Linked DNA regions of Mus musculus: all the other regions are linked to region 1. The links are chromatin loops, found by intact Hi-C in ENCODE. Cell type or tissue: heart. All regions are shown on one strand.

The links. Peaks named below come from ENCODE experiments on the same cell type or tissue, not always from the same donor. Only the 100,000 strongest peaks of a DNase experiment are listed, where the experiment ranks them.
Region 2: it touches region 1 in a loop (3-fold over the local background); 5 of 42 quality-filtered maps call a loop at or near these places.
Region 3: a loop joins it to region 1, with 6 times the contacts of the local background. A loop is called at or near these places in 18 of 42 quality-filtered maps.

The regions. Positions count from the first base shown.
Region 1 is chr11:60,411,006-60,413,505 of GRCm38, reverse strand. The region is part of intron 1 of Atpaf2 (ATP synthase mitochondrial F1 complex assembly factor 2); the gene reads left to right. Among named protein-coding and RNA genes, the nearest start is that of Atpaf2, 4.8 kb to the left of the region's middle. In heart, a CTCF peak has its summit at 1,107 (motif pointing right); no DNase peak of the experiment used is centred here.
Region 2 is chr11:59,884,112-59,886,611 of GRCm38, reverse strand. No RefSeq gene overlaps it. Among named protein-coding and RNA genes, the nearest start is that of 1810063I02Rik, 36 kb to the left of the region's middle. In heart, a CTCF peak has its summit at 1,312; DNase peaks (open chromatin) are centred at 751 and 1,131; H3K27ac peaks cover 1,629 bases.
Region 3 is chr11:60,350,203-60,352,702 of GRCm38, reverse strand. All of the region lies in intron 1 of Tom1l2 (target of myb1-like 2 (chicken)), which reads left to right. Among named protein-coding and RNA genes, the nearest start is that of Tom1l2, 1.5 kb to the left of the region's middle. In heart, CTCF peaks have their summits at 680 and 1,250 (motif pointing left); a DNase peak (open chromatin) is centred at 462; H3K4me3 peaks cover 1,147 bases; H3K27ac peaks cover 944 bases.

The sequences.
Region 1 (2,500 bases):
CAAATGCCTTCTGGCCTTGGGCACAAGGCGTGCACATCGTGGATAGACATACATGCAGGCAAAATTCCTAAACACATTAAAAAAAAAAAGGCAGCGAGTACCCTTTAGTACCATCCACCTGCCTGGCCATCTCCCCAGCCGTAGGCAACCATTACTTCCTTAAAGATTTCAGTTTTAGACATTGCATTGTGTGGAGCTTAGGACTAGCCTTTTCTACTTAGTAATTGAGTATTTATGTTCTCAAGGTCTGTCTGTGTTGTATCATACATATATCCATAGTCCAGTCTTTTTATTGCTGAATAGCTTGGTGTAGAAATACACATTTATGGACACGTGAGTTGTTTCTTACTCTTTGGTTGAGTAATGAATGATGATGAATGATGCTGATACAGCACTTTTTGTGTACAAGTTTTTGCATGGGTTTGGTTTTATCTTTCCTGGCTATATTTTCTAAGCTTAAAATTGCTGGATCAAATGGAAATTAGCTCATTAAGGAATAGTAAGATTAGTTTTTGTTTTTTGGGGGTTTTTTGGTGGCGAGGGGTGTCAAGATAGTTTTTCTGTATAGCCATAGCTGTCCTGGAACTAGCATTGTAGAGCAGGCTGACCTCACACTACAGAGATCCATCTGCCTCTGCTCTCAGTTGTTGAGATTAAATACCTGTGTCCCCACCTCCTAGCCCTTAAGGTTGTTTTTTGTTTTTTAAGGTGGATGCAATGTTTTAAATTTCTAGTACTAGTGCATGAAGTCTCAAATTTCTTTATACCCTCACTAAAACTTGTTATTGTCTGACTTTTTTATTATAGTCACCTCAAAGGGTGTGATGTAGTATTTCAGTGTGGATTATTAATTACATTAATTATTGAGATGGTCTTTCTGTGTATCCCTGGATGGCTTTGATCTCCATGTAGACCAAGTTGGTCTCAAACTGCCTACCTCTGCTTCCTCAGTGCTGTGGTTAAGGGCACACACCACCATACCTGGCCTGAGTTGGAGGCTTTCTTTATATGTTTATGTTAAACGAATTTTGATGTCTGAAAACCACCACTTAGAGATGTCATAGGATTATAAAAGGTTAACTATTTTGAATTTAGCTTTAAGGTCCAAGACCCACCAGATGGCGCTGTTTTAAAAGATAACGGTATCATGATTGTATGGTTGACACAGATTTTTATTGTAGTCTGGGAATTGTAGTCCTGTGCCTTTAGGTTCTTAAAAGTGGGGGGTAGGGGGCAGCTCCTAAACTGTGAGTGGTAGAATAACCATACATTAGACAAGAGGGATTTAAGAAGGAAGTGACACTGAAAACCACTTGTTTCTGTATATGGACTTAAGCAACGTCTCAGGGAAGAAAACTAGAGGTTATTAATTTCTCATTCTTCTTATGACTAGCTTTTCAAAGTTGTTCTCTCCTGTCTTTGTTTTGTTTTTTGTTTTTGTTTTCTTATGGCTGCCTCTTTGTTTTTCATTGTTTGTATATGTGTCTGGATATATGTGCCACACATGCATGTGGAGGACAGAGACCATCTTTATGTGGTCATCTCTCCTTTCAAACTTGTGTGGGATCTGGGGATTGAATTTAGGTCATTGGGCTTGCATGATAAGCACATTTACCTGCTGAGCCATCTTGCTGACCCTCTCCGTGTGTTTTGAGACAGGGCTGCTGAATTGGCTAGGCTAAATGGCCAGCAAGCTGCAGGGATCCTCTTGTTTGTTCCCACTTCTTCAACACTGGTATTGAAAGCTACATGACTATTCTCTGGCTTTTTATATAGGTACAGGGCATTCAACTAGATCATCATACTTGTGAAGCAAGTACTTCATCAACTGAGCCTCATGTAAGCCATTCTAATCCTGAAAATTCTTTTCTTTTTTTTTTTTTTTTAAAGATTTATTTATTTATTATGTCTAAGTACACTGTAGCTGTCTTCAGACACACCAGAGAGGCCGTCAGATCTCATTACAGATGGTTGTGAGCCACCATGTGGTTGCTGGGATTTGAACTCAGAACCTCTGGAAGAGCAGTCAGTGCTCTTAACCACTGAGCCATCTCTCCAGCCCCCACATATGAACTCTTAACTGCTTGCTCAGAGGTCCTTTTGCAACTCAAGATGGGATAAGGATTCCTCAGTCTGGATTCCCACCATCCACATGTTCTTGCTGTCATTGAAGTCACTTATTCATTTTGCTCTCACTAGACAGAACCTCTGGAGAGCACATCTCATCCCCAAGGCTGGTCCTTGAATGTAAGGACCAGTAGGAAGACTGGTGTTTGCCCTGTGTCAAAACTTCAGACTGAAAAGCCCTGTCTAAAGCCTTTGAATATGAAGCCATTATCTCTTGGGTTCTTTTGCCTTTCTACTGTCTTGTTTTCTGTGTGTCTTTATTTCCTCTCTAATCACCTTACTATCCATACTTTTAAATTCTTATTCAGATATAGAGGTAGCCCTGGCTAGCAGAGCATGCTAGAAGATGAGGGTTATAGGAAACTTAGCTGTC
Region 2 (2,500 bases), 530 kb after region 1:
TGAAGTAAGTATAACACATCACACCTTACAGTAAGTCAAGGATCAGCCAGGGAAGATGCGCCACATAGAAAATGACCAGGAGGTCAATACCTCCTTCCCAGATCTGAGCATAGGCTTTACACAGCATCGCAGGGCACCTGAGCGTCAGGTCCCCATTCCCAAGACTTTCCCAACCCACAGCAAAAGGCCTAGCAGGGCTCTCCTCCAAGGAAAAAGTGGAGGTTTTTTTTGGGTGTGTGTGAATAAGAGTGGCCCCCATAGGTTCATATATTTAAATGCTTAGTCATCAGGGAGTGGCACCACTGGAGAAGGATTAGGAGGTGTGGCTTCGTTAGAAAAAGTATGGTTTTAAGGTTCCAAATGCTCAAGCCAGACCCAGCGGCCCTGACTCTTTCTGCTGCCTGTAATCTGGTTGTAGAACTCTCAGCTATGTCTCCAGCACCATGTCTGCCTGCCATGAGGACAATGTACTCAACTTCTGAAACTAAGACAGCTCCAGTGAAATGTGTTCCTTTATAAGAGTTACAGTGGTCATGACGTCACTTCACAGCACTAGAACACTAAGACATGGCACCTTAGCCAAAGGGGATGGAGAAGGATGCAATAGGAGAACCCAGGAAGGATTTGGAGTGCTCTGCAGGGAGAACATCCTTCACTATCCAAGGTCAGCAAAGGAGAAACAATGTTTCTGAAGTCGTGGGTACAGAAGGGCGTGATGTGTGGTCCAGCTCTGCGGGTAGCTACGCCTCAGCCTAATCTGACTTCCCCAGTCCCAGGGGAAGGCCAGGAACTGAGAATAGACGTCATCCTATTTTCCAAACAAACAGCTGGCATAGTGCCTTTAAACTCTGAAAATTTTGTTTCTTCTTCACCGTTTTCGTCAGCTATCCTTGGGGCTTTATAAATAGAACCACTCAAACGCAGGCAGGGGTAAATCAGGCAGCCAGTCTGAATATTCAGCACAGGGCTCAGAGCCTGGGGAAGAACAAAATGGGTGAATTAATGGCCAGGCAGAGCCACCAGCTACTTCCTGGGGCCCCAGAGAGAGGAAACCTGCAAGGGCAACAGGGCAACAGATGGTCAGAAGCCCCAGAAAAGACTACGCGGCCTCTGAACTTGTCTGCCTTTCCCAGAAGCCCTCCATGCTTCCGGAACACCCTCCCACGGAGCTTCCGGTGCCATATGGCCCAGGAGCGCCCCCAAGCCCTGTGCTCTCGCTCCTTTAAGTGCTCTCCTTCCTCCACAAGAAGCTTTTCTCAAGAATCCAGGGCTAATCATGGCTGCAGGCTCCTGTTTTCATATGGCTCTGGGGCGCCTCCATGTGAGACCAGCTGCCGATGGCTACAGCTGTTTAAACACTGCCTGTGCTATCACATGGATATCTCTGTGTGGTTGCGGGAGGCCATGCAGGATGATGCCTTCAGGATGTTTATATTCTTGGGACGGTGGGGGTGTCACTGTCACAGGAGGTTGGGTGCCATCACCGTGCTCCTCTACCCTTTCCCACGGGCCTACCCTTCTGCACAAGGCTGCGCGGGCCTTGTCTTAGTTCTTAGTCCCTCCATGGTCTTCAGCTTTCTGAACTGTGCCCTTCCCTCATGGCCCTTCTTATCACCTGCCCTGCCCTGCAAATTCCCCTTTTTCTTGTGTCCTATTTAAATATCTGTCCATCTCTCTTCTTCCTCTCCATCTCTGTTCCTTTGGGATCTTAGGGGTTAGGGACATAGCCTTTCCCCCCAAATGAAGGAGAGTTGCAGGTGGTGGCCCAGAAGCTGGAGGTGGAGAGGTCCAAGTTTAGGCAAAGGATGCCATTTAAGAAAGACCTGGTGTCCGAACACTGTTGAAGAGCAGTCTTCACCCACCTCAGCCTCTGGAGGAGGGAAGTGTAGTGTAGAGGCTTTGTGGTGGGATACAGGCTCCAACCAAAGTGGTGGTGAGTAGCTAGTGAGGTCAGAGGAGCTGGGCTAGGCAGGAGGCAGAGATGAGGACTTGGCAGTAATGAAAGGCTTTGCGTACACAGGGGTATCTACCTCAGCTGACACCCTGGGAACAGGCTGGGCAGTTGCTCAGCATGAAGTTGACCCAAGCTCCAGTAACCATTGACAGCAGATGGGCTGGAAGCCAAAGCTGGGGGAACCTAACATCAGACAGTGTCAAGAAAGAAGCTGATAGGAACTGAGGTCACAGCCCTCCTCAGGGAAGTCCCACTCTACCCCATTGATACCCTGGCTCCCTGTTGGCACTGAAGATGAACAAAGTCTATAACCTAGTCAGTAGTCAGAGCATGTCAGCACACAGCCCTCCCCCAGCAGCAGGAACCATGGTGCTGGCCCTCATCCTATCCAGAGCCCAACTCAGCAGAGATGGCCAGCGTAGTGTGGGGCTGGAGCCACACACAGGGATCTTGGGGCCAGGCCTGTCTATGGGGTGACCAGCAAGCATCTACAAATGGACAGTCTGAAAGTGTCAAATTGTAATTAGAAGGAAAGGAGCTATGACA
Region 3 (2,500 bases), 61 kb after region 1:
GTGAGATCCGCGGGCCTCCTCCCGGCACTGAAATCACCTCACGTGCGGGTTGGGCCTCTGCCAATAAGTGGTGTCATCTCAAAGGTGGACTGGGCATCCTTGTCACGAGGCCTCTGCCTGACGCTGGTGCCACCTCACCCTACAAGGAGGCTCCCCCGAGGTGCCGATTGGACTTAGAGAGGTCCCCGGCATCCCTGCCCATCAGGGCCCAGCCTTTCAAGTCTCTCCCCAGAAGTAGTGTCCATGCTAGTCTGCTTACCCTTGCGTATTGGGAGATGTCACTGCGAGTACTCTTCCCCAGGTATCTCGCTGCCTTTGCTCCCAGGGCCTCTGTCTCCCGGAGCCTTTGTGGAATGGAACTCTTTCTTCCGTCCTTGTCCCTGCTCATTGGTACCAATGGCTCTGAGGCTGGGCACTTTCCCAGAAAATGCCCCATGCTGCACGACTTCTAATTTGAGCTGCAACTCAGTCAGGCTGTAGGAGGGACTGGGATGGGGGAGGCCCTCGGGGAAAGTGACTGGCTTGGCAGGGGGATGGCGTGGCGGCAGAATCTCCTAGGCCTCCTAGGAAAGAAGGGAGGCAGGGCTGCTTTGTTGATAAGCAGTCCATTGGATCCCGGAAACTTGGACTCCAGTAGTGACTTTGCCAGGGACGCTCCTCCTGACCTTGTGCGCTTTATATTTTGACGTTCTCTTGTCTGCCACACGGGGTATTTGGAGATAAGATGTGGTGGGACTCTTCAAGTTCTAAAGTTCTGAATCTTCCTTGTTGATATTAAGCGTCTCCTTACATTGCCTCTTGCTCTCCCACTACATAAAGTGGTAGTAGAGTAATCAGAGCAGCTGTCAGTAGTGTAAGGAGTTAGAGGCGGGCCGCATGCTGCATAAGGAATGGCACTGGCCGCTGTGAAGTTTCCTTACAGAAGAAAACACTGGCAGACCAGGGAATAGTCCAGTGGTAGAGCATTAACTTAGCACACACAAAATCCTGGATTTGATCTAGGATCCAGCACTGCAAGTAATGAATAATAAAGCAATTTGGCCTTTCATCCAAGGTGGGAGCTTATGCCAACAGATCAGTCAAAAGTGCTGACTAGCTTTAAAAACAAACAAACTTGGGGCTGGAGAACTGGCTCACCGGTTAAAGACATTGGCTGTTAATCCAGATTCAGGCCCTGGCACTGCATAGTGGCTCACAACTGGCTGTAACTTCACATCCAGGGGATTGATTGCCCTCTTCTGGTGTCTTTTATATACATACCTAAACATACCATGTAAATGGTGCACAGACAGGCAAACAAAACGCCCACATATGTAACATTTTTGAAAATTAAAGTTGGGTCTGCCGGCTGGTTGAAATCATCTTTTATGAACTGGGCTCTGTACTATCCTTATGGGTCTTATAGTTCAAGCAGTAGAGACTTGCTTGTTTCTACTTTGTATATGAATTTATAGCCTACTTTTCTGTTGTTAAGCTTACAAACTTACGGAGGCTTTTTCTGTTGTTGATTGACATTTGGGAGCATTCTGTTCCTTTTGGGTTTTTTGTTTGTTTGGTTTTGGTTTTTGGCTTTTGGCTTTTTGTTTTTGTTTTTTGAGACAGGGTTTCTCGGTGTAGCCCTGGCTGTCCTGGAACTCACTTTGTAGACCAGGCTGGCCTCAAACTCAGAAATTCGCTTGCCTCTGCCTCTCACGTGCTGGGATTAAAGGTGTGTGCCACCACACCCTGCCATTCTGTTCTTTTTTGATAAAGTGTCTTTTATAAGTGATCATGGATTCTGGGACCTGAAAGTCTTTTCCCACTTCTATGACGCTTCTTTCTCTGATGTTCACTCAAGTATCTCTTTTTCTCTGTATGTATATGTGTGTGTATGTAAATACTGCAATTTTATGTGTTTACATATAAACACATATATGTGCATGTATATATATAAATATTTCAATTTTATGTGTTTGTTTTGCCTTCATGTATGTCTATACACCACTTGATTCCTTGTGCTCACAGAGGCCAGAAGAGGGTGTCAGAACCTGGAACTGGAATTACAGACAGCTGTGAGCTGCCATGTGGGTGCTGAGAGTCAGACCTGGATCCTTTGGGAGAGCACCAGTGCTCTCTACCACTGAGTTATCTCTCCAGCCTCCCCTCTTATATTGAAAAGATTTTATTTTATTTATGTATGTGTGTGCATGCGTCGGTGTGAGTGTGAATAGGGTGCCCGTGGAGGAAGAAGAGGGCATCAGATTCCATGGTGCAGAGTTACAGGCATTTGTGATCCAGCTGATATGGGTGCTGGGATCCAAACCCCAGTTCTCACGATTGGGCAGCAAGTGCTGTTCAGCACCGAGTCCTCTCTGCAGCCCCGACTGTGTCTCCCACCCACTCTCCTTTCTGTCTTCCTCTTCTCTCCAAGTGCCCTTTCAGCGCAGTCTAAATTCACTTCTCCACCCAATGTTGAGCTCAAGCCAGGGAACTAGAGGGGTGGAGTGGGGGGTAGGGGAGG